2 separate regions of the Homo sapiens genome follow, and region 1 is linked to region 2. A link is a contact called in ENCODE Hi-C or POLR2A ChIA-PET data. All regions are on one chromosome and are shown on one strand. The core of a region is the stretch at or near the end of the contact, and the rest is flanking DNA. Distances in the headings are between cores, read along the strand shown. Region 1 has its middle 130 kb from the start of MOXD1. Region 2 holds the start of OR2A4 (olfactory receptor family 2 subfamily A member 4).

The links. Hi-C counts contacts between places; a loop is a spot of excess contacts on that map. ChIA-PET counts read pairs that join two places held with the same protein, here RNA polymerase II (POLR2A). Pooled maps may share reads with other maps.
Region 1: a loop to region 2 is called in a map of IMR-90, with 2.8 times the contacts of the local background. The contact joins the enhancer-like site here to the promoter of OR2A4 in region 2. A Hi-C loop is called at or near these places in 2 of 168 maps with a recorded cell type or tissue (both IMR-90) and 2 of 50 pooled maps. POLR2A ChIA-PET finds 5 or more read pairs at or near these places in 1 of 52 experiments (OCI-LY7).

The regions. Positions count from the first base shown.
Region 1 is chr6:132,268,950-132,273,055 of GRCh38, reverse strand. It overlaps the pseudogene EEF1A1P36. Among named protein-coding and RNA genes, the nearest start is that of MOXD1, 130 kb to the left of the region's middle. Within about 2 kb of position 2,220, at least 3 of the 41 ENCODE cell types and tissues checked have a DNase peak (open chromatin) inside an H3K27ac peak, as active enhancers do; they include OCI-LY7, where a contact is called at or near this core.
Region 2 is chr6:131,699,828-131,704,102 of GRCh38, reverse strand. OR2A4 (olfactory receptor family 2 subfamily A member 4) reads left to right here and starts at 2,702. Exons shown (of 1, transcript NM_030908.2): 1 at 2,702-4,275. The coding sequence starts at 2,702. The coding sequence ends at 3,634. The region is part of intron 15 of ENPP3 (ectonucleotide pyrophosphatase/phosphodiesterase 3); the gene reads right to left. RefSeq lists enhancers at 2,431-3,016, 3,017-3,602.

The DNA.
Region 1 (4,106 bases), core at 971-3,470, 570 kb before region 2:
GTGCGCCGTGTGACAATCCAGTACAGGGGCATACACAGCCAGCGTGATTCACCCTGGAGGATGCAGGATAATCACCGGAGCAGTGAAGCCTGCTGCTTCCACAGGTGGGTGGTTTTGCTTTCATCAGTGATGTTGCCACGACGAACAGCTTTGCCAGACACATTCTTGACATTAAAGCCCACATTGTCTCCAGGAGGAGCCCACTCAAAGCTTCATGGTGCATTTTAACGGACATTACTTCAGTTGTGATGTTGACTGGAGCAGAGTGTTTACGCTACTGGTTTGAGAACACCAGTGTCCACTTGGCCCACAGGGATAGTGCCAATATCCCAAATTTTGTAGACATCCTGGAGGGGCAGACGCAAGGGCTTGTCAATTGGATGAGTTGGTGGTAGGAAGGAGTCCAGAGCTTCAAGCAGCATGGTTCCATAGGCATTGCCATCTTTACCCTAAACTTTCTATCCCTTAAACCAAGGCCTGTGATCACATGGCTCCAGCATGTTGCTACCATCCCAACCAGAAATTGGCACAAATGCCTCAGTGTAAGGGCTGTGGCCCATTTTCTTAATGTAAGTGCTGACTTCCTTAGCAATTTCTTCATGTCTCTTCTGCTATAGGGTGGCTCAGTGAAATCCATTTTGTAAACAACAACAATTACTTGTTACACATCTGGCATGCAAGCCAGAAGGGTGTGCTCAGGGGTCTGCCCATTCTCAGAGATACCAACTTCAAATTCACCAATGTCAACAGCGACAATCAAGGCAGCGCATTCTACCTGGGATGTGCCTGTAATAATGTTTTTGATAAAGTCTTGTGATGGTCACATAGCACTTGCTGGTCTCAAATTTCCACAGAGAAGTATCAATTGTGACACCACGTTCACACTCAGCTTTCTGCTTATACAAGGCCCAGGCATACTTGAAGGAGCCCTTTCCCATCTCAGCAGACTTCTTATCACATTTTGCAGAGGGTCTCTTGTCAGTCCCACCACATGTTTAGATCAGTAGGGGTGGACTTGCCCAAATCTACCAGCCCAATGATGACAATATTGATGTGAGTCTTTTCCTTTCCCATTTTGGCTTTTAGGGGTGGATTTCACAACATCTGTGTTCCTGTAGCCAAGGAAAAGCTTAACATTGCTTTGGAAAGCAGCGTCTTTTCTGACCTATTTTACTTGTACTTGAAATTTATCTTTTAGAAAAAAATGACTTACATCTAATATTCTGATATAGTATGATTTTTAAAATAGCTTTATTGAGATATAATTCATATATCATATGATTCACCAATTAAATGTGCAATCTAATACTTTTGGTATGAAAAAATATACATTTTTGAAAGCCAATACATCAGGGTTTTTTTTAACCTTAAAACAACATGTGCTATAAAACAAAACAACTTCCTCTTCCCACCTCCTCTTTTCTATTCCAAGAAGAAACAAAGAAACAAAATATGTTTTCTGCAGGAAGGTGTGTGTGTGTGAGACTGTGCATGCATGTGTGTGTCCTCATTAGAGGAAAAACAGAAACTGTCCATTTCTATCAACTATTCAGAAACAAAAAAGGATAAGCTTCACAAGCAGGAGCTTGGAGAAATAAGGAGCAATATTATTCTAGAAACCATCTTTTCTGTTTGTTTTTCAAGATCTGGAGAGGTCCTGCATTTGCTGCCTGACATCCCACTCCACATGGTCTTCCAGAAGGAGCCACAAAAGGTAGGAAGTTGGAAGCCAGCCTTGAAAAGGGAAAGGAAAGGACCCAGCAAGGAAGGAAAACTAGTGGCCAGTGATCAGCTGTGTTTACCCACACTGAGCTTATAAATACAACCTAGGCAATACCTCGTGATTTGGGTGAATTGCCAGGTGCACTTGGATAAAGAGAAAACTCAGGAACACAGGAATAAGAAAGGCCAATGTTTGCTCTTAATATCTGGCTGTTAAAGCAATTTACGCAAATCACACTGGGCTGAGTAAGAAGAGACCAACCAGCTGAGCAACAGCATAGGAGGGAAATTGTCTCAAGACATGGAAGGAGTTTTCACATCCTGTTAAACTTGAGGCTAGTGTTATTTTTTGCAGTAAAGCTATGGAAAATACTGGAAGGTTTGGGCAGGGAGTCTGAAAACAAAAATCATGCTGCTTGTAATTGTATGTCTGCCTCTTTGCCAGCTGATGTAGACGAGAAACCGCCCAGCTGTAGATCATTTCCTCTTGCTTGAATACCCATTTGCAATGATTGATTTTAAAGGTCACAGGAGTGCTTGCCAGCACATTTTTATATAAGGAGTCCAGCCTTCTGTTTTGACATTAGTCAGATGCATATGTGGCACCTGAGGAACAAGGAGGAGACAAAGGATCAGGTTCCCTTTTGGATCCATCACTGTCAAGATGGAAACTCTTGCATGTCTGAGTGCCTTATTTTGGCCCAGACACCCCCAAACTGATGGGGAAAAAAAAAACACCTCTGTAATATTTTTATACCGTAGTCTCAAAATTTTACCCTTTAAATTTTTTCACTCTTCTAAAACTTTTCCTTTTTCTTCCTTCCCTTTCCTGTATCCTTCCCTAAATATTTTCTACATCCTTACTATGCATGTCACGTCCTATGCAGCTACTGGGTATGTATGTAGGAATACCAAATAGTTTTGCATCAGGATGTTTACAAATCTAGTGAAGTTTTGAAAACAAATAATAGCAACACGATCCACCAAGAGACTCACGTACAAGGTACCATGTGTCCAGATTAACAACCTACAAAACATTAAAAGTCCCCACTAATTACTAATTTAATGAAATTATTTCTGCTATCTATCTATAGCTATCTATTGCTATATCTATCTGATTAATAAGTTATGGAAGCTTTTTCTTTTTAGCTTTTCTTTCTTTATAAAAAGTTCACTTATTCTTAGAAGGCTTCCTTGACTGATTTCAACCAACATTTATTAAATGCTTATTAGGGGCCAGCCAGGCAGAGTACTAGGATTCGAGGGTTACAAAAATGCATAGAAAAGCTCCTAACTAAAAATAGCTTATAGTCTTAACAGGTGAGACAGATTCTCAAAGCAATACTATAATGCAGGTAAGTAAGTTCTGCAAGTTATGTGTGAAGTACTTACTATGAGAGCACTGAGCCAAAAGAGATGGCTTTTCTCTGATGGACTTCCTGAGAGATGAGCGGATCAGATGAAGTCACAAAGAGGGGAAGACATTTGAGCTAATGCTTGAGAATCATTAAGAGTTCACCAGACCATCTGGTGGCACTGTGTTTATTTCAGACTTTTACCAAAGTTTAGGTGCAACCCAGTGGGTTTTTACAGCTACAGAATGCAAACATTTCAAAATTGATTATTGCCCATCCTTGTTCTTGGGTCTCTTCATTGCCCTGGTAAGTCCGGTCACGTTAATCAGTCCCTGCGCCTTTATCGAGGCCTTTCCTAGCTTACCCATCTCCTCCATTTATCTAACCCATGACCTAATGGTGTCTTGCAAGTTACCTTTCCACCATCCACTCACTTCTGAGCCTACGTTTCATCTCCAAAAGACCTGTTAATTTGTTCTTTCTCAAAAAAGAATCACCTGCTCTGGGTCTTATCCTATAGCAGAGGCTTTGTAATTTCAGCCTTTCCTTTTCTCCAACAGCTTCTATGACTGGAAGGGAATGGAATAAAGATTTTTTATTCCACTACTAATTATTCAAATACCTATTCCATCCCTAGGCAGTAGAAGTCACCATGGTCAGCTTTCATTTGTAATAATTTTCATCCCTGTGAATAACACTTGACTCCTGACCTCAAAGAGGTCAGGTATTTCTAGGTACTTTATACTAGCATTGCTTGTTCTTACTTATTTATAACTCGTCACATCCCTACAATAAAACATAAATGCAGTGACTGCATACTGTTAATTGGCCAGATTATCTCATGCCAATTTCTCTTACTATTAGATACCAGTTAGTTATAAATGCTGCTGAGCACCTTAATTTTTTAATGAAAAAGCTTTTAAAATAGTAATTGAGTGTTTTGAGCTACCATTTTCTTTTTTCTTTCTTTGTTTCTTCTTTCTTTTTTCTTTCTTTTTTTTTTTGAAACAGAGTCTCACTCCGTCACCC
Region 2 (4,275 bases), core at 1,453-3,952:
ACATATTTTGGTAGCTGTGATAGCCACGTGGTCCCAGGATATTACTTTAGATAATATATGTATCCTTTCAGTTACAAAGGCATTTTCTGTTCTTGCCTTAGTCTCATTCTCTTTATCACTGTGGCTTCCTCAGAGACAGAATGAGACAGAAGCTCAGTTCTCTGCCCCTAGAAGAATAACAGTGGTTGGGTTCTTCATGTCTCTATGGAAATCATGCTGGTGCAAGTGAAGCCTATTTTCTCATGCGTCACACAAAGCTCTCATGATAATTGGAAGGTACTCTGTGGAGGTGATGACTTAATAACACCTTCCCTTCTCAAAAGCACTTGAAGAAGCAAGATCCTTCCTTGGCAGTTCTCAGATGGGCAGCAGAGTTCCCAGCACCATCAGTAAACTCAGCCACACTGTAGAAATGTTTGCCTTTTCTATATGAAGATTATCTAGGTTCTTACACAGCAGTCATCTCTAGACACCTGGATTTCCTAACTGCCTTTGTGAGTTCTGCTCAAATATAATTTAAGGTCATTTTCATTGCTTGTTTGCTTTTACCGTCACACTTTAATATCATGCAAAAGTACATTTCTACTCTCTTAATGCTCAAATTTTGCTCACCAATAGTTTTAGATAATAGGATAATATGACTAAAATATATTAATAGATATCAGCATATTATCTATCAGTATATTAATATATTAAAGCAATCAATATGTTAATGGTTATTTTGGCTGGTAGCTTTTTTTAAGTTCAAGAAATATCTGTGTGCAACTGACTCTGGTAAATGTTCAACGTTAACAAAAAAGACCAGCACTTTTTTTCTTTAAAATTTTTTTTTCATATAATTACTATTTTAAAAATTTTTTTAAAGAGATGAGGTCTCTATGCTGCCCAGGCTGGTTTCAAATGCCTGGGTTCCAGCGAACCTCCTTCCTCAGCCTCCCAAAGTGCTTAGATTACAGGCATGAGACACCAAGCATAGCCCAGCACTTAATTTTTAAAAAGGCTTAAAGTGTCACATACAGAAGCTCATTAAGTTAACAAGTGTACAGATGCTTGTTTACTTATTACGCACAATCTTACGAGGCCACACAATCTGAGCAATGATTAGGAGCTCAAAGTTTAGATCCAATCTCAGGACAACATGAAATAAATGACAAGAAATCAATAAATAACTAAATTATTTTATTTTTTCAACATGAGCATAATACTTATCCTTGGAATGGTGGTAGGAAAAATCCAATGCAAATGAAATACTTTTTAGTCGGTTTTGCAGGATTAAATTTATAATTTTATGGACATTTAAATGGAGGATTATTGCTCATCCTTCCTATCTCCAAGACAATATAATTTTACATAAAAAATGAGAATAAAATTTAAGCAAAAATGACAATATCATGCTTATGCTAACATTTTAATTGTGGGATCAAGGAGGCCTGAGTTCAATCAGAGAATTCAGAGACTCTTTCTGCAGCATTCCTCATAAATTCATCGAACTATTGCCAATCACCTGCATAGACAATGCTTAAAACTGTGTATTCTAGAGTGTTTATCAATAGTAAGCCCAAATCCAACAAAAGTTACTGATCCTGTTTTCGTGTTTAGATAATGACACAGTGCAAATCTATTCAGTCATTCACATAAATGCTCATCTAAACATTGTGGGAAAGTAAATAACAAAAAATAATGTTCTGGGCTAAAAAATAAGTCTTTACACTTGGATAAGAAAAGATTTTGTGAGATATATGCTGTGGAGGTGATGATCAGTGCAAGAGTGGAAAGTTTAAGAGGTGAATGACCACTGGTGTATTTGGCTGATGGTATGTCGAACCTTAGTATAGCCCGCCCTTAATTAAACCTTCCACTTTAAGATTAAACTTAATGTGGTTTTAAGACTTTGACATGTGTATCAGTTAGTGTTCATTGTTTCTGAAACATAACAGAGAAAAACTCTGAATAATACGACCAAGGAAAAGAAGAATTTATTTGAAGGATATGAGATAGCTCACTGAATCAAACAAAAACTGTGTACTACATTGACATGTGACATTCATCCCTGAAAGGCCTGAGCCAAATTTTTTTTAAAAAAAGACCAAAAGGATATATTAATATGTGACATGTTTATTTTTAAATTTTAGCCTTTATTAAAAAATTAACGTAATAAAAAAGAAACCTATGTATACGTGTGCACGCGTTTTTTTTTTCTTTTCTTTTTTTTTTTTTTCTGGAGACAGAGTCTGGCTCTGTCACCCAGGCTGGAGTGCAGTGTTGCGATCTCGGCTCACTGCAAGCTCCGCCTCCTGGGATCAAGCAATTCTCCTGCCTCAGCCTCCCGAGTAGCTGGGACTACAGGTACACGCCGCCACGCCGGGCTAATTTTTTGTATTTTTAGTAGAAATGGGGTTTCACCGTGTTGTCAATGCTGGTCTCGAACTCCTGAGCTCAGGCAATCCGCCCGCCTCGGCCTCCCAAAGTGCTGGGATTACAGGCGTGAGCTACCGCACCCGGCCTGCATATATTTTTTAAACATTTATTTTAGCGTTACCAAATTGTCTTGAAGCATTCATTTAAAAACACAAAAACTCACTGCAGCTGTCTGAACACTTTTCTACTTCACCAAAGAGTGCCGAACAAGTTAAAATGAATCTGTTTTTAAACACTTCTCCTAAACCATGAGCATTAACTTGATTTCCTCTGTCATAGGGATATGGGAGACAATATAACATCCATCAGAGAGTTCCTCCTACTGGGATTTCCCGTTGGCCCAAGGATTCAGATGCTCCTCTTTGGGCTCTTCTCCCTGTTCTACGTCTTCACCCTGCTGGGGAACGGGACCATACTGGGGCTCATCTCACTGGACTCCAGACTGCACGCCCCCATGTACTTCTTCCTCTCACACCTGGCGGTCGTCGACATCGCCTACGCCTGCAACACGGTGCCCCGGATGCTGGTGAACCTCCTGCATCCAGCCAAGCCCATCTCCTTTGCGGGCCGCATGATGCAGACCTTTCTGTTTTCCACTTTTGCTGTCACAGAATGTCTCCTCCTGGTGGTGATGTCCTATGATCTGTACGTGGCCATCTGCCACCCCCTCCGATATTTGGCCATCATGACCTGGAGAGTCTGCATCACCCTCGCGGTGACTTCCTGGACCACTGGAGTCCTTTTATCCTTGATTCATCTTGTGTTACTTCTACCTTTACCCTTCTGTAGGCCCCAGAAAATTTATCACTTTTTTTGTGAAATCTTGGCTGTTCTCAAACTTGCCTGTGCAGATACCCACATCAATGAGAACATGGTCTTGGCCGGAGCAATTTCTGGGCTGGTGGGACCCTTGTCCACAATTGTAGTTTCATATATGTGCATCCTCTGTGCTATCCTTCAGATCCAATCAAGGGAAGTTCAGAGGAAAGCCTTCCGCACCTGCTTCTCCCACCTCTGTGTGATTGGACTCGTTTATGGCACAGCCATTATCATGTATGTTGGACCCAGATATGGGAACCCCAAGGAGCAGAAGAAATATCTCCTGCTGTTTCACAGCCTCTTTAATCCCATGCTCAATCCCCTTATCTGTAGTCTTAGGAACTCAGAAGTGAAGAATACTTTGAAGAGAGTGCTGGGAGTAGAAAGGGCTTTATGAAAAGGATTATGGCATTGTGACTGACAGTGACCTAGGAAGTTACATCATTGAGCGGTTCTTAACCCATCTCTGCACTGGTGGGACCTCTGCCCTCAATGGACATGAGAATTATCTGAGACATTTATTTAAAATGGAGCTATCTCCTGCCCTACCTTTAAATGACTGATTTCAGCAGATGTGGGATGAAATTCTAGAAATTGATCTCTTCAAGTTGTGCTGCAGCCACTCCACACCAGGACAATACCCCTTACAATATCCTCATTAGCTTTTGATCCAGTCCCATACCTCCCATAATGTTTTCCTCAAAACACTGGTCCCTTCAGAGGACTTTAAAAATAAGTTCTATAGTCAAATAAGTTTGAGACTTACTTCACATCAGATGCCTCTGTCTAGGGATCACAATTCATATTAGCATAGTGAATGCTGTAAATATTTCTCTAGGAAAGAATAATTCTATACCAGCTTTAAGCCAGTGTTTTCTAAACTTATGTGAGCACATAAAATTTCCTTTGTAATACTTAGTAACAGTTTCCTGGAACAGGAGATCTTGATATTAATTGACTCATTGTGAATACTTCCTACAGCCCCCTTCTAGGGCAGAATGATTTCTTTTTTCCTTGCAAAGTGAGCCTCTAAAGAGA